Regions from separate parts of the Homo sapiens genome. Here regions 1, 2 and 4 are each linked to region 3. The links are chromatin loops, found by intact Hi-C in ENCODE. Cell type or tissue: B cell. All regions are shown on one strand. Links, peaks and the distances in the headings refer to the core of each region. The heading gives the core; the rest is flanking DNA.

Region 1 (5,891 bases), core at 415-5,414, 240 kb before region 3:
GCAGTAGTTTTGCAACCCCCACGACAGCAAGGTGGAGCCCATCAAGCGGTATGGGAACCATTTTCTTTTAAGCTGCTCAAAGATCTTAAAGCAGCTGTTGGTCAGTATGGTCCCAATTCGCCTTTCATCCGATCGCTATTGCAATCTGTGGCTCAGAATAAGCTATTGACTCCGTGTGATTGGGAGATTTTAACGAAAGTTACACTTTCGCCCTCCCAATTTCTTCAGTTTAAGACTTGGTGGACCGACGAGGCTCAAAATCAAGATCGAAAAAACCGTGCTGCTAATCCTGCTATTGCCATTACATTTGAACAACTTCTAGGAATAGGGGGTCAATGGGGAACTGTAAACAACCATCAGGACTTCGAGATGATGCCATTGAACAAATTCGCAATTGCTGTTTGAGGGCATGGGAGAAAATTCAGGATCTGGGAACTACTTATCAGTCTTTTAATTCTATTAGACAAGGCTCAAAGGAACCATATCCTGATTTCATTGCTCGCCTTCAAGACGCAGCACAGAAGGCTCTCACTGATGAAAGTGCCAGGAAGGCCGGGTGCGGTGGCTCATGCCTGTAATCCCAGCACTTTGGGAGGCCGAGGTGGGCGGATCACCTGAGGTCGGGAGTTGGAGACCAGCCTGACCAACATGGAGAAACCCCGTCTCTACTAAAAATATAAAAATTAGCCGGGCGTGATGGCACATGTCTGTAATCCCAGCTACTCAGGAGGCTGAGGCAGGAGAATTGCTTGAACCCAGGAGGCGGAGGTTGCGGTGAGCCGAGATCACGCCACTGCACTCCAGCCTGGGTAACAAGAGCGAAACTCCGCCTCAAAAAAAAAAAAAAAAAAAGAAAGAAAGAAAGAAAGTGCCAGGAAGGTGATTGTAGAATTATTGGCTTGTGAGAATACTAACCCTGAATGCCAGTCAGCTATTCACCCAGTGAAAGGAAAGGTTCCGGTGGGAGTTGATGTGATTAATGAATATATCAGGGCATGTAATGGAGTTGGTGGAATCATGCATAAGGCTATGATAATGGTTCAAGCCACGACAGAGTTAAAAGTGGGAGGTCCAATTAAAAACTTTTCAGGCAATTGTTACAATTGTGGGCAATTTGGACACACAAAAAAGGAACGTAAGAACAAATCGAACAAACAGGCAAGATATAATCAAATAAAAGAACCACCTGGCTTATGTCCCAGGTGCCAGAAGGGTAAACATTGGGCTAATCAGTGTCACTTCAAATTTGACAAAAATGGCCAACCGTTACAACCGCAGTCGGGAAACAGGAAGAGGGGCCAGCCTCAGGCCCCGCTCCAAACGGGGGCATTCTCACTCCAGCAGTTGGTCCCTCAGTCGGTCATTGCCTCTAGTCCAACCACCATCATTGTCTCTTGCCCAACCACCACAGTAACACAATTGGCGCCAGCTACAGCAGGGAGTACAGGCTTAGATTTATGTTTCCCAAAAGCTATCTCTCTGCTTCCAGGGAAATCCCCTCAAAAAGTCCCCACTGGAGTATTTGGCCCTTTACCTGATGGACAGTTGGACTTGTTTTAGGAACATCTAGTCTAAACTTAAAAGGAGTTCAGATTCATACTGGGCTGATTGATTCAGATTTTGTGGGAGAAATTCAATTGGTTATTAGTTCCAGTATTCCTTGGAGTGCAAACCCAGGAGATAGAATTGCTCAGCTGTTGTTATTACCTTATGTAATAGTAGAAAAAAGTACAGTAAAAAGAGAAAGTGGTTTTGGCAGTACTGACAGTGAAGGAAAAGCAGCCTATTGAGTAAATCAAGCTTCTAAAAACAGACCTGTGTGCACAATGATTCAGGGAAAACAGTTTGAAGGACTGGTAGACACAGGTGCTAATATTTCAATTATAGCTCTAAATCAGTGGCCAAAAGCGTGGCCCCGACAAAAGGCTTCTATGGGCTTGATTGGAGTAGGCACAGCATCTGAAGTCTATCAAAGTGCTACAATTTTACATCGTTTAAGACCAGATGGGCAGGAAGTCACCATCCAACCTATGATTACTTTCATTCCCATTAATTTGTAGGGGAGAGATTTGTTACAGCAATGGGGTACAGAAATCACCATTCCCCCTGCAATTTACAGTCCTGAGAGCCAAAGAATGATGACCAAAATGGGATATATTCCTGGGAAAGGATTAGGAAAAAAATGAGGACGGAATAACCCAGCCGATTGAGGTCTCAGTTAAATTTGACCGAAGAGGAATTGGATATCCTTCTTAGGTGCGGCCACTGTTGAGCCTCCAAAGCCCATTGCATTAAAACGGAAAACTCCAAAACCTGTTTGGGTTGATCAGTGGCCGCTTCCTCAACAAAAACTGGAGGCATTACATTCATTGGCAAAAGAACAATTAGACAAAGGACATATTGAACCATCTTTTTCACCATGGAACGCCCCAGTTTTTGTAATTCAGAAAAAATTCGCTAGATGGCGCATATTGACCGACTTATGAGCGGTTAACGCAGCCATTCAACCGATGGGAGCTCTCCAACCAGGGTTGCCATCTCCGGCCATGATCCCAAAAGAATGGCCGATGGTAATAATTGATCTAAAAGATTGTGTTTTTTACTATTCCTTTGGCTCCTCAGGATTTTGAGAAATTTGCATTTACAATACCTGCCATGAATAACAAGGAACCAGCTACTATATATCGATGGAAAGTTGTACCCCAAGGAATGTTAAATAGTCAAACTTTTGTTGGAAAGGTTATTCAGCTTGTCAGGGATCAGTTTCCTGATTGCTATATTATTCATTATGTTGATGACATTTTATGTGCTGCTGCAAGCAGGGACAGACGGATTGAGTGTTTTGCTAGGCTACAAGAAGTGGTGGGACTTACAGGTCTCGCTATAGCACCAGATAAAATCCATACTACACCCTATCATTACCTGGGAATGAGGGTACAGGAGAAAACAGTAAAGCCTCAAAAGGAGGAAATTCGTAAAGAGTCCTTAAAAACCTTAAATGATTTCCAAAAATTATTAGGGGACGTTAATTGGATAAGACCTACTTTAGGAATTCCCACCTAAGCAATGTCTAAACTGTTTGCTTTGCTGAGATGGGATCCAAATTCATGTAGCAAAAGAACTCTGATGCCTGCTGCAGCTGAAGAGTTACAAATGATTGAGGAAAAAATTCAAAGTGCTCAAGTCCGTAGAAGAGATCCTAGTGTTCCATTACAGCTCTTAGTGTTCCCTACTCTCCATTCTCCTATAGGAGTGATTGTTCAAAATGTTGACTTAGTTAAATTGTCCTTTTTAACGCACAGTACGACTAGAACTTTCTCAATTTATTTAGATCAAATAGCTATTCTTATAGGCCAAATACAACTGAGAATAGTCAGACTCATTGGCACCGATCGAGATAAAAATGTAGTTCCTTTAAACAAAGCACAGGTTCGACAAGCCTTTATTAATTCGTCAGAATGGCAGTCAAATCTGGCTGATTTTGTTGGCAGTATAGATATTCATTACCCTAAAACTAAAATGTTTCAGTTCCTAAAAATTGACTACCTAAATTTTACCCAAAATAACTAGTTCCATTCCTTTGGAGGGAGCCGTAACTATCTTTACTGATGGCTCTCAGAATGGAAAAGCAGCTTATACAGGACCGGAAGAAAAGATTATTCAAACTCAGTTTCATTCTGCACAAAGAGCTGAGCTACAAGCAGTTATATCTGTATTGGAAGATTGTAATCAACCTGTTAATATAATCTCTGACTCTGCTTACGTATTCCAAGCTGCCAAAATGGTAAAAACAGCTTTAGTAAAACATATTTCTGATGATCAGTTAAATTTCTTGTTTAGTTCACTTCAACAAGCAGTTAGGACTCAAAATTTTCCCTTTTATATTACACATATTTAGGCTCACACAAACTTACCAGGACCTTTAACCCTATTAAATAATCAAGCAAATTTATTAGTGACGCCTGTTCTAACAGTGTCCGGCCTCTGAGCCCAAGCTAAGCCATCATATCCCCTATGACCTGCACGTATACATCCAGATGCCCTGAAGCAACTGAAGAATCACAAAAGACGTGAAAATGGCTGGTTTCTGCCTTAACTGATGACATTACCTTGTGAAATTCCTTCTCCTGGCTCAGAAGCTCCCCTACTGAGCACCTTGCAACCCCCGCCCCTGCCCGCCAGAGAACAACCCCCTTTGACTGTAATTTTCCACTACCTACCCAAATCCTATAAAAGGGCCCCACCCCTATCTCCCTTCGCTGACTCTCTTTTCGGACTCAGCCCACCTGCACCCAGGTGAAATAAACAGCCTTGTTGCTCACACAAAGCCTGTTTGGTGGTCTCTTCACACAGACGCGAACAAAAGCTCAAAACTTCCATTCCCTAATTCATGTAAATGCTGCTGGATTAAAAAATAAATATTCATTTACCTGGAAACAAGCTAAAAATATAGTACAACATCCTCAGTGCCAAGTGCTACAGCTACCCACCCAAAAACCTGAAGGTAACCCTAGGGGGCTTCAACCAAATGCAGTGTGGCAAATGGACATGACTCATGTCCCATCATTCGGAAAACTTTCTTTCGTACATGTTACTGTTAATACTTTTTCTCGGTTTATCTGGGCTACACGCCAAACTGGAGAAAGCACAGCTCACGTAAAACGACATTTATTATCTTGTTTTGCAGTCATGGGTGTGCCACAGAAAGGAAAAATGGTCTGGTGGAAGGATACCAGAACCAAAACTTGGAAATTAAGAAAAAGTATTACTTGGGGGAGGGGTTTTCCTTGTGTTTCACCAAGAGACAATCAAACACTCATTTGGATACCCAATAGACATTTAAAATTCTACAATGAACCCTACACCGACCGGTCAGAAAAAAGGAAAGAATCAAAAGAGAAAGAAGACCGGTCCCTTCGACCTGTCTTTTCGGGAGCTGAGGAAAATGGTGAAGCTGAGCGTCTCGGAGAAAAAACAGAAGACGGAGAAGACTCGCTAGGCTACACCACTGACATGGGGACAGATAAAGAAGCTGACTCAATTGGCAGAGGACACCCTAAAGGAGAAACAACTAGCGATTACACCGGGTAATATGATCTTGGCTGCCTTGATGGTAATCACCACGGCGGTAAGTCTCTCTGCTGTTTCAGCTAAGCAAAATTTTACTACTGGGCTTATGTTCCATTTCCTCCTTTGATTAGACCTGTCACTTGGATGGACTCCCCTACTGAAGTTTATACAAATGGTAGTATCTGGATGCCTGGGCCGACTTATGATAGCTGTCCTGCATAGCCTGAGGAGGAGGGCATGTTAATGAATGGGATAATTGGGTATAAATACCCTCCAGTTTGTTTAGGAATTGCTCCTGGATGTTTGCCATTACAAATACAAAGTTGGATGGTCTACGTACCTCCTCATAATCGTTCTCAACCTAGTTATCACGTAGTGAGTGGAATGTCTTTTCAACCCATCAGGACTGTAAAAACTTAAGGGGATAGTTATTATCAGTCAAATATAAAAGTCCAAAATTGCAAGCCTAAGGGATTGGCTTGCCCTAAAAGGAATCCAGAATGGTCAGAAAAATGAGAAATTCTTACTTGGGAGGTTTGTGTGGCAGATAATGCGGTAGTTTTGCGAAATGGTTCTCATGGGGTCATTATAGACTGGGCTCCTAAGGAATCTTTTGCTAGAAATTGCACCGGACAAAACGCTGGGTGCGCTGGGGACTCCTTTATGATCGAATATAGAAATGATCCATATAATCCCCCCACTTTAGTTAGAAGATTTGAATCAACATACCCATTAAAGTGGGAAGATAAAGATACTGCTCCCCCTCCACCAAAAATTAGTCCGGTCGTGGGTCTGGAACATCCAGAATTGTGGAAGTTGCT
Region 2 (5,000 bases), core at 1-5,000, 220 kb before region 3:
TTCCTCTGCCAGACCAGATTCCCAAGGCAGAGGCTAAGTCTAATTATCTCAGTATTTCCAGTAGGGACCTGACCCCCTTCAGGGATTGGTTTTCCAGGTGGATGGATGGATGAAGTCAAAGAGACAAGCACACCCCACAGACACATATACATGCACACACTCACAGATGCACACACATAGGGGCATACAAGTACAGCTGGCCCTCCGTATCCATGGGTTCCACACCAGTGGATTCCACCAGCAACAGATGGAAAATATTCTGGGAGAAAAAGTGTCTCTACTGAACGTGTACAGACTTTTTTTCCTTGTCATTCCCTAAACAATACAGTGTAACAACTATCTACATAGCATTTACATTGTATTGTATTGGGTACTATAAGAAATCCAGAAAGGATCTATTTTATTTCATTTTATTTATTTATTTATTTATTTATTTATTTATTTATTTATTTATTTTTGAGAAGGAGTCTTGCTCTGTCACCAGGCTGGAGTGCAGTGGCACGATCTCTGCTCACTGCAACCTCTGCCTCCTGGGTTCAAGAGATTCTCCTGCCTCAGCCTCCTGAATATCTGGGACTACAGGCGCCGCCCCCGACCATGCCCAGCTAATTTTTGTAGTTTTAGTAAAGATGGGGTTTCCCCATGTTGGCCAAGCTGGTCTTGAGCTCCTGACCTCAGGTAATCTGCCCACCTCGGCCTCCCAAAGTGCTGGGGATTACAGGCGTGAGCCACCACACCGGGCCTAGAGAGCGGGCCTAGAGAGGATTGAAAATACACAAGAGGGCCGGGCGAGGTGGCTCACGCCTGTAGTCCCAGCACTTTGGGAGGCTGAGGCGGGAGAATCGCTTGAGCCCAGGAGTGCAACATGGAAGAAAGCGTAGCGCTCCTTGTGTACACGCAGCAGCAAGAGCTCACCCAGCTCCGCTGAGCAGCGCACTTTGTACTTCTGTACCTCAGGGGACCAAGACAGCAAGCAGGTGAGAGGCGGGGAACTGCCAAGGCGGTCCTTGAGCCTTGCAAGGTGCATCTCCACCTAAGCCTATTCGGGCATACAAACCTGAGCTGCTCCCAGCCCATACCGGGCTTTTGTATGAACTAGAAAAATGTGCCCAGGCTGGACGCGGTGGCTCACGCCTGTGATCCCAACACACAAGAAGATGTGTGTAAGTTATATGTAAATACTGGGACTTTTTTTTTTTTTTTTTTTTTGAGATGGAGTCTCGCTCTGTCGCCCAGAGCGACATGCAGTGGCATGATCTAGGCTCACTGCAAGCTCCGCTTCCTGGGTTCACGCCATTTTCCTGCCTCAGCCTCCCGAGTAGCTGGGACTACAGGCGCCCGCCACCACGCCCGGCTAAATTTTTGTATTTTTAGTAGAGACGGGGTTTCACCGTGTTAGCCAGGATGGTCTCGATCTCCTGACCTCGTGATCCGCCCGCCTCGGCCTCCCAAAGTGCTGGGATTACAGGCGTGAGCCACCGCGTCCGGCAATACTGGGACATTTTATATAAGAAACTTGAGCATCTGCAGATTTTGGCATCCCGGGGAGGTCCTGGAACCAATCTCTCAAGGATAACGAGAGACGGCTGAATACATGCAGGTCCACACGCTCACATAAGCGCGCGCACACTCGGAGGAGCATTCGCGCACACAGAGGCTCAGCGGCAGCGCCGCCTGCAGCCCAGGCACCTGGATGGCGATGGGCATCATCTTGCCCTCGGGTCCAAAGTGCAGCAGGCAGAGGGGGGCGCAGTGGTGCTGCTTCCGGCCGCTGAGCTCCACGGTGGGGATGCCCTCCATGATGCGGTAGTCGGCCAGGTAAATGTTCCCCTTCTGGAGGGGAGCCGCGATGGGTGGCAAGTAGGCACCCACACGGGAAGCCCGTGACCCGCGCCGCAGGTGCACAGGGCGCTGGCGACTAGGGGCAGGGGTGGGACGGGGACAGGGACGCGGGGTGCGGGCTTGCCTGGGACTGGCGCGGGCGCCGGAGGTGGGGAGAGACGGGGATGCCCGCGAGGGAGGCCGGGAGGAGGGCCGGGGTCTCCGCCGGAGCGGGCCTCACCTCCAGCTCCGCTTGCAAGCACGTTCCCTCGCCCAGGAACGGAGCCACCATGTCGTCTGTGACGGGGAACTTGTCTGGGATCCGCGTGCAGCGGCGGATCAGGCCGGGGTTGACGCCGTTGAGGTACTGGTACCCAAAGAAGGTGTCCTCTGCCCAGTGCTCGGCCACGTACTCTGCGAGGACGGCGCGAGGGCGTCACAAGGAGGCCCGGCCCCCCTCGGGGACGGAGAGGCATGGGACAGAAGAAGACTATGGGCACCGAGAGGAGTCGGGGAGGAAAACGAGGCCCCCAGCCTGGCGCTGAGCGGCCGGAGGAGCCCGGTGCGACATTTTCCAAGAAGCCGCCAGAGGGCGCGCGCGCGCCTCGCTGCCTCTCCCGTCCCACTGCCCCGAAGTCGGGGGCCTGCCTAGCACGCCGGAGACCGCCTGGCTCCCCCTGCTCGATCCGGGACGCCCCATTCCATACCGGAGACGACAGATTTCTTGCCAGGGAAAATTTTCCTAATGTCCTTCAGCCTCTTCCACGAATGTTTGCAGTCCAACAGGCCGCGGACTTTGAAAGCCAGTGCCCTAGGAGATGGGATTCCAGGAAGAGGCCTTCAGAGGGGCTGCCAAGCGCCGGCTGGGGCAGGTGGCGGGGCCGCCCCATCCACTTAGGTCTCTGGGTCTCAGGGTCTGTGCGTCGCAAAGTCTCTGGGTCCCATGTCTCAAGATCTTTGCATCTCTAGGTCTCTGGGATCATGTCTCAGGTTTTCTGGGTCTGCGTTTCAGCTCCCTCTGCCTTCCTGGCCATTCCAACCTCTGGGGCTGTCTTGGAGGCCGCCAAGGTTGGGGGAGAGGGAAAGTTCTTGCAGGAGCCCTCGTTCTCCCGTCACTCACACGGACTCACATGGGCCCCAGGCGGACGAAGAAGGAGGCCGTCTTGAGGAAGGAGTAGCGGAGATTTAAGTTCAGGAACTTGGTGGCCTTAAAGTTGATGAGAATTGGGAATCCCGGAATATAGCCATTCCACCTGTGGGGAGAAGCGCAGGGCAACTGGGATCCAGGGGGCGGGGAGGAGGCAGGCGCCCAGGGGAAAACCATGGGCGGGGCCCAGCACAGCTTCGGGTCCTTACTCAGGCCGGTTGGGGTTGCGATGCCTCCGCACCGGAGGGCGGTAACTGGGAATGTGCACATAGCTGGGCAGGCCAGGAAGAAAGACTCGCCAGCTGCAAGGGAAACCGAGATGTCACCCTCATGCCCGTGCACCACCCCAGGGCAAAGGGCCAGAGCCATCACTGCCCCCCACCTCCCTGGACCCCTGCCGGGCGCCCAGACTCTGCCACCCGCCCCCTCACTGGTAGAAGTCCTGCTTGGCTCTGATCTCCTCTTTTCTGTGCTCCAGGAGGACGGGGAGCGAGTCATCTGCTGTTGTCTTTCCTGTAGGGAGACCAAGGAGAGGACTCAAGGGCTGACCCTTGCCCCTGCCCACTTCAGGAAGCAGGAGTTCAGCTTCTGTGCCCCAGGTCGTCTCTGGGGGGGCCCATGACCAAGGAGTGGGAAGGCTCACCTTGGGAGAGTGAAGGTGCGTCCTGTCCGGAAATATCAGATAAAAGAATCACGGACCCACCCTCTTTCCTCTTGCTCTACTGTCAAGCTAAGCTCTGCTGCTGCAAAAAGTCCCTCCTCTAGACCCACTGAAATATTTTTTATTTCTATAAATTCATGGAGTACAAGAGCAATGTTGTTACATGCATAGTGGCCAAGTTAGGGCTTTAGGTTACCCATCACCCAAATAAAGTATATTGTACCCATTAAGTAATTTCTCATCATCCACCCCCTCCCATCCTCTCACCCTTGAGAGTCTCCATTGTCTATTGTTTTGCTATGTCCATGTGTACACATTTTTTTTTTAATGGAGTCTCGTTCTTGTCACCCAGCCTGGAATGCAATGGCATGATCTCGGCTCACTGCAACCTCTGCCTCCTGGGTTCAAGCGATTCTGCTGCCTCAGTGTCCGGAGTAGGTGGGATTACAGGTGCCTGCCACCATGCCCGGCTACTTTTTGTATTTTTAGTAGACACGTGGTTTCGCCATGTTGTCCAGGGTGGTCTCGAACTCCTGACCTCAGGTCATCTGCACGCCTCTGCCTCCCAAAGTGCTGGGATTATAGGTGTGAGCCACCACACCTGGCCCATGTGTACACATTTTTTAACACCCATTTATGGGTGAGAACATTCGGTATTTGACTTTCTGGTCTGGCTTGTTTCACTTAAGATAATGACTTCTAGTTCCATCCATGTTGCTGCAAATGACATGATTTCATTTTTTTCATGACTGAATAGTATTCCACTGTGTATATATACCACATTTTCTTTATCCAGTCATCCATTAGGGCACTTAGGGTGATTCCATATCTTTGCTAGTGTGAATAGCGCCACAATAAATAAGGCATCTTTTTGATATGTTGATTTCTTTTCCTTTGGGTATATACCACTGAAATATTAATAACTGACAGTTGTTTAGCACTTACTAGGTCCCAGGTATTGGGAAAAGGGCTTGTGGGGTGCCTGTATAAACTGGCCATAAAAATATGTGACAGTAAGCTGTGGAAAGTCACAAAAGGCCTCTGAGGAGGAAAGCGTTCTTATCGCCATTATGTTCCCATGCTCTGAGCGTTAACCTGCTGTCTTATCTATAAACACTGTGTTCAAGGAGAAAGACACTCCTTTGAAACCTGGAAGGTGGACAGACGCGCAGGCTCCTAGTTAAGCCTGTTCCCACTAGCTGCTCTCCGATAAGTTAAAGATGTGCTGTTTGAGCACAAAGGAGATTCGTTTAAACCGCTATTGCTATAGATTACGCCTGTGACGCACTGCCTCCCTTTCAGTGTTTCACCCTGAACATCTGCTTCTTAGATCTAAGTGACTGTACTCAATAAATAGTGTGGAGACCAGAA
Region 3 (5,891 bases), core at 483-5,482:
TCCCATCAGTGTTGTTGTCATCATTGGTATTTTAATTAAAACCTTGTTTTTATTTAGTGTCACCTTACTTTCTGGTACTATAAAATGCTCCAGGCTCATTTTGTGTATTTCCTGCCACAGTCCTGCAATCAGCCATTTCTCCAAGGACCCCTATTTTCTTTTATTGGCAAATGGTTTTAGAATCCAAGATCTGGGCCCTAGGTGTGCTTGTTGCTTTTGAGGTATCATTGCTTCTGGACCCTCACATCTGAGAAAGCAAGGAAATATATGTGTGTATACTAACCCACGTATATACACAAACATGTATTTCCATATATAACCATCCATATCTATATTAAGCTAAGCATGAATTCATACTGATGTCTCCAACTTTAATCCATTACTACATGGATCATTCTAGCCACCTCCCTTGTTTATCTAAACTCCCACCCCAACTGTGAGAAACCTGGCTTCCATAATTTGCCATCTATTTACTTAATTGTTTATTCCAGGACACGTGTATAGGAGTATCAGAATTGTTTTGTTTTTCTTTTTAAATTCTTTATTATTATTATTATTATTATTATTTGAGACGGAGTTTTGTTCTTGTTGCCCATGCTAGAGTGCAATGTTGCAATCTCAGTTCACTGCAACCTTCACCTCTCAGGTTCAAGCGATTCTCCTGCCTCAGCCTCCTGAGTAGCTGGAATTACAAGCACGAACCACCACACCTGGCTAATTTGTTTTTGTATTTTTAGTAGAAACAGGGTTTCACCATGTTAGCCAGGCTGGTCTCGAACTCCTGACCTCAGGTGATCCTCCCGCCTTGGCCTCCCAAAGTGCTGGTATTACAGGCATGAGCCACTGCACCCGGCCTAAACTTTTTCTTCTTTCTTTCTTTTTTTTTTTGAGATGGAGTTTTGCTGTTGTCGCCCAGGCTGGAGCACAATGGCATGATCTTGGCATACTGCAACCTCTGCCTCCCGGGTTCAAGCGATTCTCCTGCTTCAGCCTCCCAAGTAGCTGAGATTACAGGCATGCGCCACCACGCCTGGCTAATTTTGTATTTTTAGTAGAAACAGGGTTTCTCCATGTTGGTCAGGCTGGTTTGCGAACTCCCGACCTCAGGTGATCCACCTGCCTCGGCCTCCCAAAGTGCTAGGATTACAGGGGTGAGCCACCACACCCAGCCTAAAATTTTTCTTTATATGTGCCAGGCACAGTAGCTCATGCCTGTAATCCCAGCAGTTCGGGAGGCTGAGGCAGGTGGATCACCTGAGGTCAGGAGTTCAAGACGATCCTGGGCAGCATGGCAAAACCCCGTCTCTACTAAAAATACAGAAATTAGCTGGGCGTGGTGGCACGCACCTGTAGTCCCAGCTACTTGGGAGGCTGAGGCACGAGAATTACTTGAACCTGGGAGGCGGAGGTTGCTGTGAGCCAAGATCGCGTCGTTGCACTCCAGCCTAGGTTACAGAGCAAGATTCCGTTTCAATAAAATAAAATAAAATATTTCTTTATTTGTAATCATAATGTCTCAAAAGAGAATTGTTAACACATACCCCTGTGGAGAACAATCTTATAAACTAGGGTACAGTGCTTATGTGTAGTTCCATTTGCCTTTGATCTTACAGACTCGACTCATTTCCAAAATTACTCAGGTCAGCACCTTTCCCCCAGCTCCCTTCAGAAAAGTTATTTCATACATTAGTAGTATCATTAAATTCTTTTGCCACAATCTGCCTTCCATATTGGGTTCCCTGACCTCCTAATTTTTTTTTTAATTAAAAATATCAGGAGTCAAAAAAAATAAAATAAAAAAAATATCAGGAGTCTGGGCGTGGTGGCTCACACCTGTAATCCCAGCACTTTGGGAGGCCAAGGCAGGCAGATCACCTGAGGTTGGGGGTGTGAAACCAGCCTGACCAACATGGGGAAACTTCTTCTCTACTAAAAAAAATACAAAATTAGCTGGGGGTGGTGGCGCATGCCTGTAATCCCAGCTACTCGGGAGGCTGAGGCAGGAGAATCACTTGAACCCCGGAAGTGGAGGTTGCAGTGAGCAGGAGATTGCGCCATTGCACTCCAGCCTGGGCAACAAGAGTTAAACTCTGTCTCAAAATTACATCTATCTATCTATCTATCTATCTATCTATCTATCTATCTATCTATCTATATATATATATATCAGGGCTGGGCATGGTGGCTCAGGCCTGTAATCCCAGCACTTTGGGAGGCTGAGGTCAGCGGATCATGAGGTCGAGAGATCGAGACCATCCTGCCCAACATGGTGAACCCTCATCTCTACTAAAAAAAAAAAATACAAAAATTGGCCGGGTGTGGTGGCTCATGCCTGTAATCTCAGCACTTTGGGAGGCCGAGGAGGGCGGATCACCAGGTCATGAGGTCGAGACCATCCTGGCTAACACAATGAAACCCCATCTCTACTAAAAATACAAAAAATTAGCCAGGCGTGGTGGCAGGTGCCTGTAGTCCCAGCTACTAGGGAGGCTGAGGCAGGAAAATGGCATGAACCCAGGAGGCGGAGCTTGCAGTGAGCCGAGATCGCGTCACTGCACTCCAGCCTGGGCGACAGAGTGAGACTCTGTCTCAAAAAAAAAAAAAAAAATTGAGGCCGGATGCAGTGGCTCATGCTTGTAATCCCAGCACTTTGGGAGGCCGAGGTGGGTGGATCACCTAAGGCCAGGAGTTCGAGACCAGCCTGGTCAACCTGGTGAAACCCCATTTCTACTAAAAATACAAAAATTAGCTGGGTGTGGTGGCGGGCACCTGTAATCCCAGCTACTCGGGAGGCTGAAGCAGGAGAATCACTTCAACCCAGGAGGCGGAGTTTGCAGCGAGCCGAGATCGCACCACTGCACTCCAGCTGGGCAACAGAGCTAGACTCCGTCTCAAAAAACAACAACAACAACAACAACAAAACAAACAAACAAAAAAAACCCAAAAATGTATAATTAGGCCCAAGGTCACCTAGATTTTCTTTTATGTTTTCTTCTAGAAGCTTTATAGTTTTACTTTTTACATTTAGGTCTATGATCCATTTTGAGTTAATTTTTGTAAATTATGTGAGGTCTGGGTTTGGTTTCTTCTCATCCTCCTCTCTCTTTTCTTCTTTCTTCTTTCCTCCTCCTCCTCCTTCGTCGTCTTCTTCCTCTTCCTCCTCTTCTTCTCCTTCTTCTTCTTTTTCTCCTTCTTCTTTCTTCTTCTTCCTTTGGTCCTTTGTAAAAAATCTGTTTTCTATATTTGTGTGGCTCGATTTCTGTGCCCTCACTTCTGTTCCCTTGATCTGTGTGTCTAGCCTTTGACCAATATCATGCTGTCTTGATTTATTGTAGGCTGTTACCATTTTTTCCTGGATGTGAATGTCATGAATCAGATTTGAGAGGAGTTGCATAGGGAACGTAAAAGTCCCCAGGTGTCTGAAAGAAGGGGTGGTAACATAGAGAGGGAGCGAGAAAGACGGGGAGGCTTGGAGGGCAGGGGGCTGTGTCTTTCTTGCCTCTTCCTTGGTAGCCTAGACACTGATGGGTTCCTTTTGGCTGCTGAGCGCGCACCCGAAGTGCTCAAACTCCACCTAGTGGTGGTGAGGAAGGATCGTCTCTGTGTATCCTCACCTGGGCCAAAACCTGTATAAATTCCCAGAGCAGGCCAGCTTTTCCTTACTGCTTCTTCCTGATTTATCCCCCATCACAGGCAGGCTACCTACATTAACAGCTTTGCAGACAGAAATGAGGCCCAGGTGTTCTGTGCTCCATGAAAGAGTCTACTGGACTTCCAAGTCCTGGCCCTACCGGAGGGAGCTGGACTCAACACTTCTTTTATTAGAAGCTCCCTTTATAAGGGATTGTTTTGTTGTAAGTGACAGAAATCCAACTCAAACTAGCTTACAAAAAGGGAACTCATTGACTCACACAACTGAAAGCTCCAGACACACACATGACTTCAGGCCAGCAGAATCAGGCACTCAAATCTGTCTCTCTCCACCTCTGCCATGTATCGGTTTTATTCTCAGGCCACCTCACTGATGGCCACTAGCAGCTGCAGGCCCATATTCCACCAGCTTAGCATCCTCAGTGGAAATGTAACTGCCCAGTGGGCTCTTCCTGTCCTCTGCACAAATAAAGACCACGGCATTGCAGTAAAGAAAGAGTTTAATTGACACGAGGCCGGCCATGCCACATGCAAAATTGATTATTACTCAAGTCAATCTCCCTGAAAATTCAGAGATCAGGGTTTTTGATAATTTGGTGGGTAGGGGGTCAGAAAGTGGGGAGTGCTAATTGGTTAGGTGGGAGACGAAATCACAGGGAGTTGAAACTCTCCTCTTTCACTGGGTCGGTTCCTGGGTGGGGGCCACAAGAACAGATGAACCAGTTTATTGATCCGGGTGTTGCCAGATGATGCTTTGAGTGCAGGGTCTGCAAAATATCACAAGCACTCATCTTAGGTTTTACAAGAATGATGTTATCCCCAGGAGCAATTTGGGGAGGTTCAGAATCTTGCAGCCTCCAGCTGCATGACTCCTAAACCAAATCTTATTTATTTATTTTTTTTTTGAGACGGAGTATCGCTTTGTCACCCAGGCTGGAGTGTAATGGCATGGTCTCTGATCACTGCAACCTCTGTCTCCTGGGTTCAAGCGATTCTCCTGTCTCAGCCTCCCGAGTAGCTGGGACTACAGGCGTGCGCCACCACACCCGGCTAATATTTTGTATTTTTAGTAGAGACAGGGTTTCACCATGTTGGCCAGGCTGGCCTTGAACTCCTGACCTCGTGATCTGCCAACCTCGGCCTCCCAAAGTGCTGGGATTACAGGCATAAGCCACTGTGCCCAGCCGAAACGGGAGTTTTATTACATTATTACTCAAATCAGTCTCCCCAAGCAGAATCAGTTTTTTGTTTGTTTGTTTGTTTGTTTGTTTGTTTTTGAGACGGAGTCTCGCTCTGTCGCCCAGGCTGGAGTGCAATGGCGCCATCTTGGCTCACTGCAAGCTCCGCCTCCCGGGTTCACGCCATTCTCCTGCCTCAGCCTCCCCAGTAGCTGGGCCTACAGGCCCCCGCCACCACGCCCGGCTAATTTTTTGTACTTTTAGTAGAGACGGGGTTTCACCGTGTTAGCCAGGATGGTCTCGATCTCCTGACGTCGTGATCTGCCCGCCTCAGCCTCCCAAAGTGCTGGGATTAGAGGCTTGAGCCACCGCACCCGGCTACCAGAATCAGAGTTTTTAAAGATCATTTGGCGGGTAGGGACTTGGGAAGTGGGGAGTGCTGATTGGTCAGGTTGGAGATGGAATTGCAGGGGGTCGAAGTGAGGTTTTCTTGCTGTCTTCTGTTCCTGGGTGTGATGACAGAACAGGTGGTGCCAGATTAAGGTCTGGGTGGTATCAGCTGATTCATAGAGCCAGCGGCTGCATGACCCCCAAACTAATTTATAATCTTGTAGCTAATCTGTCAATTTGTTAGTCCTGCAAAGGCAGACTGGTCCCCAGGCAAGAAGGGGGTCTTTTCAGTTAAGGACTATTAACAATTTTGTTTCAGAGTCAAACCATGAACTGAATTCCTTCCCAAAGTTAGTTCAGCCTACGCTGAGGAATGAACAAGGACAGCTTAAAGATTAGAAGCAACATGGAACTGGTGAGGTCTGATTTCTTTCACTGTCATAATTTCCTCAGTTATAACTTTACAAAGGCGATTTTAAGACCCTGTCTCAAAAACAAACAAACAAACAAACAAAAACTATCGTGATCCACTCCCCCTACTCTGCTCTGAAACCTTCAGGGCCTGTCTGCCCGGTGTGATTGCTCACGATATGGCCTCCATGTGTCCCTCTTTTCATTTCAGATCAGTTTGTTTCCCTTTCACGGTTCTCCAGACGTGCCTACTTTCCTCTT
Region 4 (5,891 bases), core at 469-5,468, 160 kb before region 3:
GGTGCTGGGATTACAGGTGTCAGCCACCGCGCCTGGTCCCTGATTTATGTTTTAAAAGGATCAATCTACCCAATATATTAAGAGTAGAGGCCAGCCAGGAGCGGTGGCTCACGCCTGTAATCCCAGCACTTTGGGGGGCCGAGGCGGGTGGATCAAGAGGTCAAGAGATCAAGACCATCCTGGCCAACATGGCGAAACCCCGTCTCTACTAAAAATACAAAAATTAGCCGGGCATGGTGGTGCGCGCCTATAGTCCCAGCTACTTAGGCAGCTGAGGCAGGAGAATCGCTTGAACCTGGGAGGCAGAGCCATGCAGTGAGCCGAGATCGTGCCACTGCACTCCAGCCTGGGTGACAGAGCCAGACTCCGTCTCAAAAAAAAAAAAAAAAAAAAAAAAAAGAGAGTAGAGGCCAGGCGTGGTGGCTCACACCTGTAATCCCAGCACTTTGGGAGGCTGGGTGGGGGGGTATGGATCACTTGAGGTCAAGAGTTCGAGACCAGCCTGGGCAACATGGTAAAACCCCATTTCTACTAAAAATACAAAATTTAGCTGGGCGTGGTGGTGCACACCTGTAGTCCCAGCTACTTGGGAGGCTGAGGTATGAGAATCACTTGAACTCAGGAGGCTGCAGTGAGCCCAGATCACGCCACTGCACTCCAGTCTTGGAGGCAGAGCAAGACCCTGTTCAAAAAAAAAAAAAAAAAAAGTAGACTCTGGAACTAGCCAGGAAATAACTTAGGGGGTATTGCAATAATCTAGGTGAGAGATGAGGGTGGCTTGGACCATGGTGTAATGGCAAATAGTCAAATGTTAGACTTTTTTCTTTTTTTGTTTGAGACAGGGTCTCATTCCATCACCCAGGCTAGAGTTCAGTGGTGTAATCACTGCTCACTGCAGCCTCAACCTCCCGGGCTCAAGTGATACTCCCTCTTCAGCCTCCCAAATAGCTGGGATAACAAGCATGCTCAGCTAATTTTTTTTTTTTTTTAATCTTCACAGAGACTGGGGTCTTGTTATGTTGCTCAGGCTGGTCCTGAACTCCTGGACGCAAGAGATCCTCCTGCCTTGGCCACCCAAAGCGCTGGGATTACACGTGTGAGCCACCACACCTGACCCTAACATATTGTAAATAGAAATGGCTCATTTGATGTAGAGTGGGAGAGAAAGAGAACAATCAAGGACGACGCTAAGGTTTTTAGTCTAAATAACTGAAGGAATGGAATTTCCATTTATTGAGATGAAAGGATCACAGGTGAAGGAGGTTTGGGGAAGAAGCCTAGGCGTTTGGTTTGCACTTTTTTTTTTTTTTTTTTGAGACGGAGTTTCACTCTTTTTCCCCAGGCTGGAGTGCAATGGCATGATCTCGGCTCACCGCAACCTCCGCCTCCCGGGTTCAAGTGATTCTCCTTCCTCAGCCTCCCGAGTAGCTGGGACTACAGGCATGTGCCACCACGCCCGGCTAAGTTTCTGTTTTTAGTAGAGACGGGGTTTCTCCATGTTGGTTGGGCTAGTCTCGAACTCCCGACCTCAGGTGAGCCGCCCGCCTCGGCCTCCCAAAGTGCTGGGATTACAGGCACGAGACACCGCGCCCGGCCTTGGTTTGCACATTTTAAGTTTGTGATCTGTATTAGCTTTTTCCAAGTGTAGATGATATGTGGGCAATAATACATAAGCATCTGTAACTCAGGGGGGAGTTCTGGAGCTGGAGATGAAAATCTGGGATGTATTAATGTATTACCTGATATTTAAAGCCATGAAACTGGAAATGACCAAGGTAGTGGGTACAGATAGAGAAGAGGTTGGAAAATTGAGCCTTGGGAACAGTCCAACATTTAGAGATCCAGAAGGTGAGGAACAGCAAAGAAGTCTGAGAATAAGCTGCTGATGAAGTAGAAGGAATATCAGAAGGACGTAGTGTCCTAGAAGGCAAGCGAAGAGTGTTTCTAATGGAAGAGTGAGCATCGGTATCAGCTTCCACGAAGTAATGGTCAATAGATTTAGCAATGTGATGATCATTCGGCAACCTTAACAAGGGCAGCTTTGATGGGGGCGGTGGACACCTGATTAGCAAGGGTCCAAAGGAGAGTGGGAAGATGGAATTGGATAACTTGCTCTGTTTGCTGTAGAAGGGAGTAGAGAAATTGAGTGGTAGCTGGACAGGCGTGTGGGGTCAAGATAGCTTTTGTTGTCTTGCTTCTAAATTGGGGGAAATTAGTGTCTGTAGGCTGAAGAGAAAAATCAAGTAGAGAGGGATTTTTTTTTTTTTGAGATGGAGTTTTGCTATTGTTGCCCAGGCTGGAGTGCAATGGCGCGACCTTCGTCTCCCGGATTCAAGAGCTTCTGCTGCCTCAGCCTCCCGAGTAGCTGGGATTACAGGCGTGCGTCAGCCACCACGCCCGGCTAATTTTGTATTTTTAGTAGAGATTGGGGTTTCACTGGTCTCGGACTCCTGACCTCAAGTGATCCACCCGTCAAGCCTCCCAAAGTGTTGAGATTACAGGCGTGAGCCACTACGCCCGGCTGAGAGGGAAATTTTGATGGTATAGGAAAAAGCAGTGTCTTTGAGATGGCCAGAGGGATGGGAAATCTAGTAAAAGTAGGGGTTGGCTTTAGGTGGAAGCATTCTTCTACAATAATGAAGGAAAAGAAGAGTACGTGGTCACCGACTCAATTAGGTAGGTAGGTAGGTAGGTGCGATGTGAATGTTGATGGGGAACTCCGGAATGGTTTATTTTCTCAGTGAATCAGGAAGTAAAAGCTGAGAAGGGATTCGTAGTTTGAGGTGAGGGTAGGAATGAAACAGTCTCATGGGGCAGTATGAGAGTGAATGAATTGGAGGAAAGTAACGATTGCTGAGTAGCACTAAGGAGCCACCCGAGTGTGGTGGCGTTAGGAATTGAAATCCGCAGTAAAAAAGTTTTTGCAGGTCGATAGGACTATGAGAATCGCAAGAGGGCGCTCGCGGGCTGGTCCCTGACGGCCGAGTCTCTGAGATTCTCAGAATAACGCGGGAGATTCTCCAAGGAAAGAACCAGAAAACAAACTGCTTTTTCCTTCTCCAGAGACCGAGATACCTAAATACCAAAACTAGTGACGCTGTGAGCAGGATTCGAACCTGCGCGGGGAGACCCCATTGGATTTCGAGTCCAACGCCTTAACCACTCGGCCATCACAGCCGCGTGCGCTGTCGGCCCTGTGCAACTATAGCTGCCTATCAACACGCCCGCCTCCAGCCGGCTCCGCCCGGCTCCGCCCGGCTCCACCCGCGCCGCCTAGAGACGTCTGCGCTCGTGCGCCTCTGCTCGGTGGCGCAGACCATGCCTTCCCTCCAGCAGACGTCAGCAGCCCCATTGGAGCGGCAGCCTTCCTATTCTCCCTCTCCTCCCTGAGCATAGGATGGAAACAAAACGGGTCCAAATCCGAGCCCTGTCTTCCATACTCTTGAGGACAGACCCTGAGATGCCTACTTCAGGCTACTTCATGAAACCGAAGTGAGAATCTGTAGTTTCCAATACACACTAAAAGTGCAGGGAAACGGAGGTCCAAAGACGGATTGGCATGTAAGAAGAATCTTAGGGAGAGTCTAGAAGAAATGTTTCTTAGAAAGGCCCTTTGAAAGTGGAGAAGTGTACTTGCAGCAATAATATATCACTCCCCGCTAACTCAGGCACCGCTGGGATTCGAACCCAGGATCTCCTGTTTACTAGACAGGCGCTTTAACCAGCTAAGCCACGGCGCCGGCGTAAAACAGGTGTTCCTCAAGATAAATCAACTCTTAGTGGGTGACAGTAAGTGAAAATCAGCAAACTGCCTGCAGTGGTTCCTCAGTGACTCATCCCTTCCTAAGGTGCCTCTTCCCTTTCAGGTTCTGAGCCAAAGGGTTAATGCTTTGCTTCTCCATTCTTCCACACCTTTGGGGCCAACTCAACCATGAGTGAGCACATGACTCCATGTGTCCCTTAGCTACCTAGACTGACCTGCTGAAGGGCCCTCTCTGTGTGGTGACCAAGAAGCCAAGGAAGGCCGGGCGCGGTGGCTCACGCCTGTAATCCCAGCACTTTGGGAGGCCAAGGCGGGCAGATCACCTAAGGTCAGGAGTCCGCGACCAGCCTGACCAAAAATGGTGAAACCCCATCGCTACTAAAAATACAAAATTAGCCGGGCGCGGTGGTGGGCACCTATAATCCCAGCTACTCGGGAGGCTGAGGCAGGAGAATCGCTTGAACCCGGGAGGCAGACGTTGCAGCGAGCCGAGATTGCACCATTGCACTCCAGCTGGGTGACAGAGCGAAATTCCGTCTCAAATAAAAAAAAGGAAGCCAAGGAAGACAAACACCCTCGAATACCTCAGGGCACCACGGAGTTAAGCAGGGTTCCTCTGCCTTGGCCACCCGTGACCCGGGCTGGAGCTTACCCAAGCCCTTGGCCACACGCACCTCTCAGCTCTCCTTCCCAGGGCAAACCCAGCTGAGGCCATGCTAGAGGGGACAGCAGAGTCTGAGCTGGACGTGGACGTAGCGGGCTCAGCAGGGCCCTCACCTGGACAGGATGGGGGAAAAGAGGAATGGGGGTCGTCAGGAGATGGCCCTGTACACCCTCACTACAACCTTCCCAAAAGCAGGGCCACATCTCCCCTTGACATGCTCCCCTCACCCCAACCCCAAACTTCATTCCACAAAGTCCTGGGCGTTTTTATCTTTTTGTATTAAAAAAGTAGTAACAGACACAAATATCAAAAACACAAATGCCATCGGCAGAGGGTACAGCTGAGAACGCCTGGGTCCCACCTGAGGGGCAGCACCAGGGACTCCATGGTCCACCAACCTCCCCCACTCCAGAGCAGCTAGGGGCTGGAACCCCCGGGTCCTGCTTGGGCCTCAGGCTCTCCTCCCATCTGGGGAGGAGGTGGGAGAGAGAGCTGTCTCCCCGCAATAAATAAGTGCAGCCCCAACCCTCAAGAGTCAGATTCAGGCTCAGCTGGAATATGGAGAGGCCACTTCAGCAGCTTGTCAGCAACTTTGTCCAGGGGAGGGAAGGATTCCTCTCCAAAGGTGGGAGGTGACACTCCTCTGGGCTGGGCTGCGGAGTTCTGCTCTCTGCTCCCTAAGAGGCCAGAGGCAGCCCCTGGATCCTAGGCTGGTGATGGGGGTCCGGCCCCCTATGGTGGGAGAAGCTGGGGCAGTTTCCCACTGGTTGGTCTAGCCACATCTGAGTTCTGAGAATTGGGACATAGGAGAAGAAAGCCTCTCATGGACTCCTGGAGATGGTCCCAGAATGGAGTCTAGCTGGTGCAGTTTCCTGCTGTAGGTAAGGCTGGACTGGATGAGCTCCTGCCTTCTTCCTCCTCCTCCATAGCCAAGTCCTGAGAGCTTGAAGCCTTGGCCCCGCCTTGGGCCTCCTCGCAGCCCTCTCCCTCACCACTGCCGCCACCGCTGCTGCCCTGCTCGCCTCCACCCTCTTCCATGGGCTCCAGCCCCAGTCCATCCAGCTCTGAGAAGAGTGGGTCATCAGGGTGACCAGGATCTTGGGTGCTGCTCCCACAGTCCACACAGGCCTTGGTGAGAGAAATGGACATGAGAGAGTCAGACAGGGTTCTCACTGCTAACCTGCCAGCGCAGCTTCCCACCCCCAGCCCACTGTGCTTCCCGAAATGTACTCCCAAGAAGCACCAGTCCACACAGATGCACCTGCGGTCCAACAAGGTTGGACAGTGCCTTGTGCCCTCTACCCAGATGCCGTTACAGGACAGTCACAATGCATATTAGCATAGGATAGGCTGTGAAAAGTTCTGCAAAGACTCACGCGGCTTAATATTCTATAATCCACAGCAAATTTAGTGGAATCAACATTCTTCAGAATTAATGATCCAAGGACATCAAGGAGATCAGCT

The links. A loop is a pair of places that touch in the nucleus more often than their neighbours do. Peaks named below come from ENCODE experiments on the same cell type or tissue, not always from the same donor. Only the 100,000 strongest peaks of a DNase experiment are listed, where the experiment ranks them.
Region 1: it touches region 3 in a loop (25-fold over the local background); 39 of 110 quality-filtered maps call a loop at or near these places.
Region 2: it touches region 3 in a loop (15-fold over the local background); 51 of 110 quality-filtered maps call a loop at or near these places.
Region 4: it touches region 3 in a loop (21-fold over the local background); 26 of 110 quality-filtered maps call a loop at or near these places.

The regions. Positions count from the first base shown.
Region 1 is chr17:8,057,933-8,063,823 of GRCh38, forward strand. No RefSeq gene overlaps it. Among named protein-coding and RNA genes, the nearest start is that of ALOX15B, 22 kb to the left of the region's middle. RefSeq lists an enhancer at 1-262. In B cell, for the core only: CTCF peaks have their summits at 2,473 and 2,676; DNase peaks (open chromatin) are centred at 1,329, 2,459 and 5,178; H3K27me3 peaks cover 2,850 bases.
Region 2 is chr17:8,077,707-8,082,706 of GRCh38, forward strand. ALOX12B (arachidonate 12-lipoxygenase, 12R type) reads right to left here. Exons shown (of 15, transcript NM_001139.3): 3 at 3,400-3,481; 4 at 3,178-3,270; 5 at 2,952-3,074; 6 at 2,529-2,632; 7 at 2,063-2,235; 8 at 1,690-1,833. LOC107985075 (a long non-coding RNA gene) reads left to right here and starts at 1,742. Exons shown (of 2, transcript XR_001752778.2): 1 at 1,742-1,818; 2 at 2,099-5,000. RefSeq lists a silencer at 1,916-2,095 and an enhancer at 2,156-2,265. In B cell, for the core only: CTCF peaks have their summits at 2,432 (motif pointing right) and 2,638; DNase peaks (open chromatin) are centred at 953, 1,775 and 2,285; H3K4me3 peaks cover 1,471 bases; H3K27ac peaks cover 847 bases; H3K27me3 peaks cover 301 bases.
Region 3 is chr17:8,297,255-8,303,145 of GRCh38, forward strand. LOC124903915 (a long non-coding RNA gene) reads right to left here. Exons shown (of 2, transcript XR_007065606.1): 2 at 4,134-4,418. Among named protein-coding and RNA genes, the nearest start is that of SLC25A35, 4.8 kb to the left of the region's middle. In B cell, for the core only: CTCF peaks have their summits at 3,584 (motif pointing left) and 3,784; a DNase peak (open chromatin) is centred at 3,557; H3K27ac peaks cover 443 bases.
Region 4 is chr17:8,135,786-8,141,676 of GRCh38, forward strand. It overlaps PER1 (period circadian regulator 1), which reads right to left. Exons shown (of 23, transcript NM_002616.3): 23 at 4,687-5,555. The coding sequence ends at 5,283. TRS-CGA1-1 (tRNA-Ser (anticodon CGA) 1-1) reads right to left here and starts at 3,177; the gene lies at 3,096-3,177. TRT-AGT5-1 (tRNA-Thr (anticodon AGT) 5-1) reads right to left here and starts at 3,740; the gene lies at 3,667-3,740. RefSeq lists silencers at 3,047-3,106, 3,127-3,296, 3,657-3,706 and an enhancer at 4,104-4,782. In B cell, for the core only: CTCF peaks have their summits at 2,962 (motif pointing right) and 3,163; DNase peaks (open chromatin) are centred at 3,136, 3,746, 4,466, 5,286 and 1 weaker place; H3K4me3 peaks cover 1,771 bases; H3K27ac peaks cover 1,791 bases.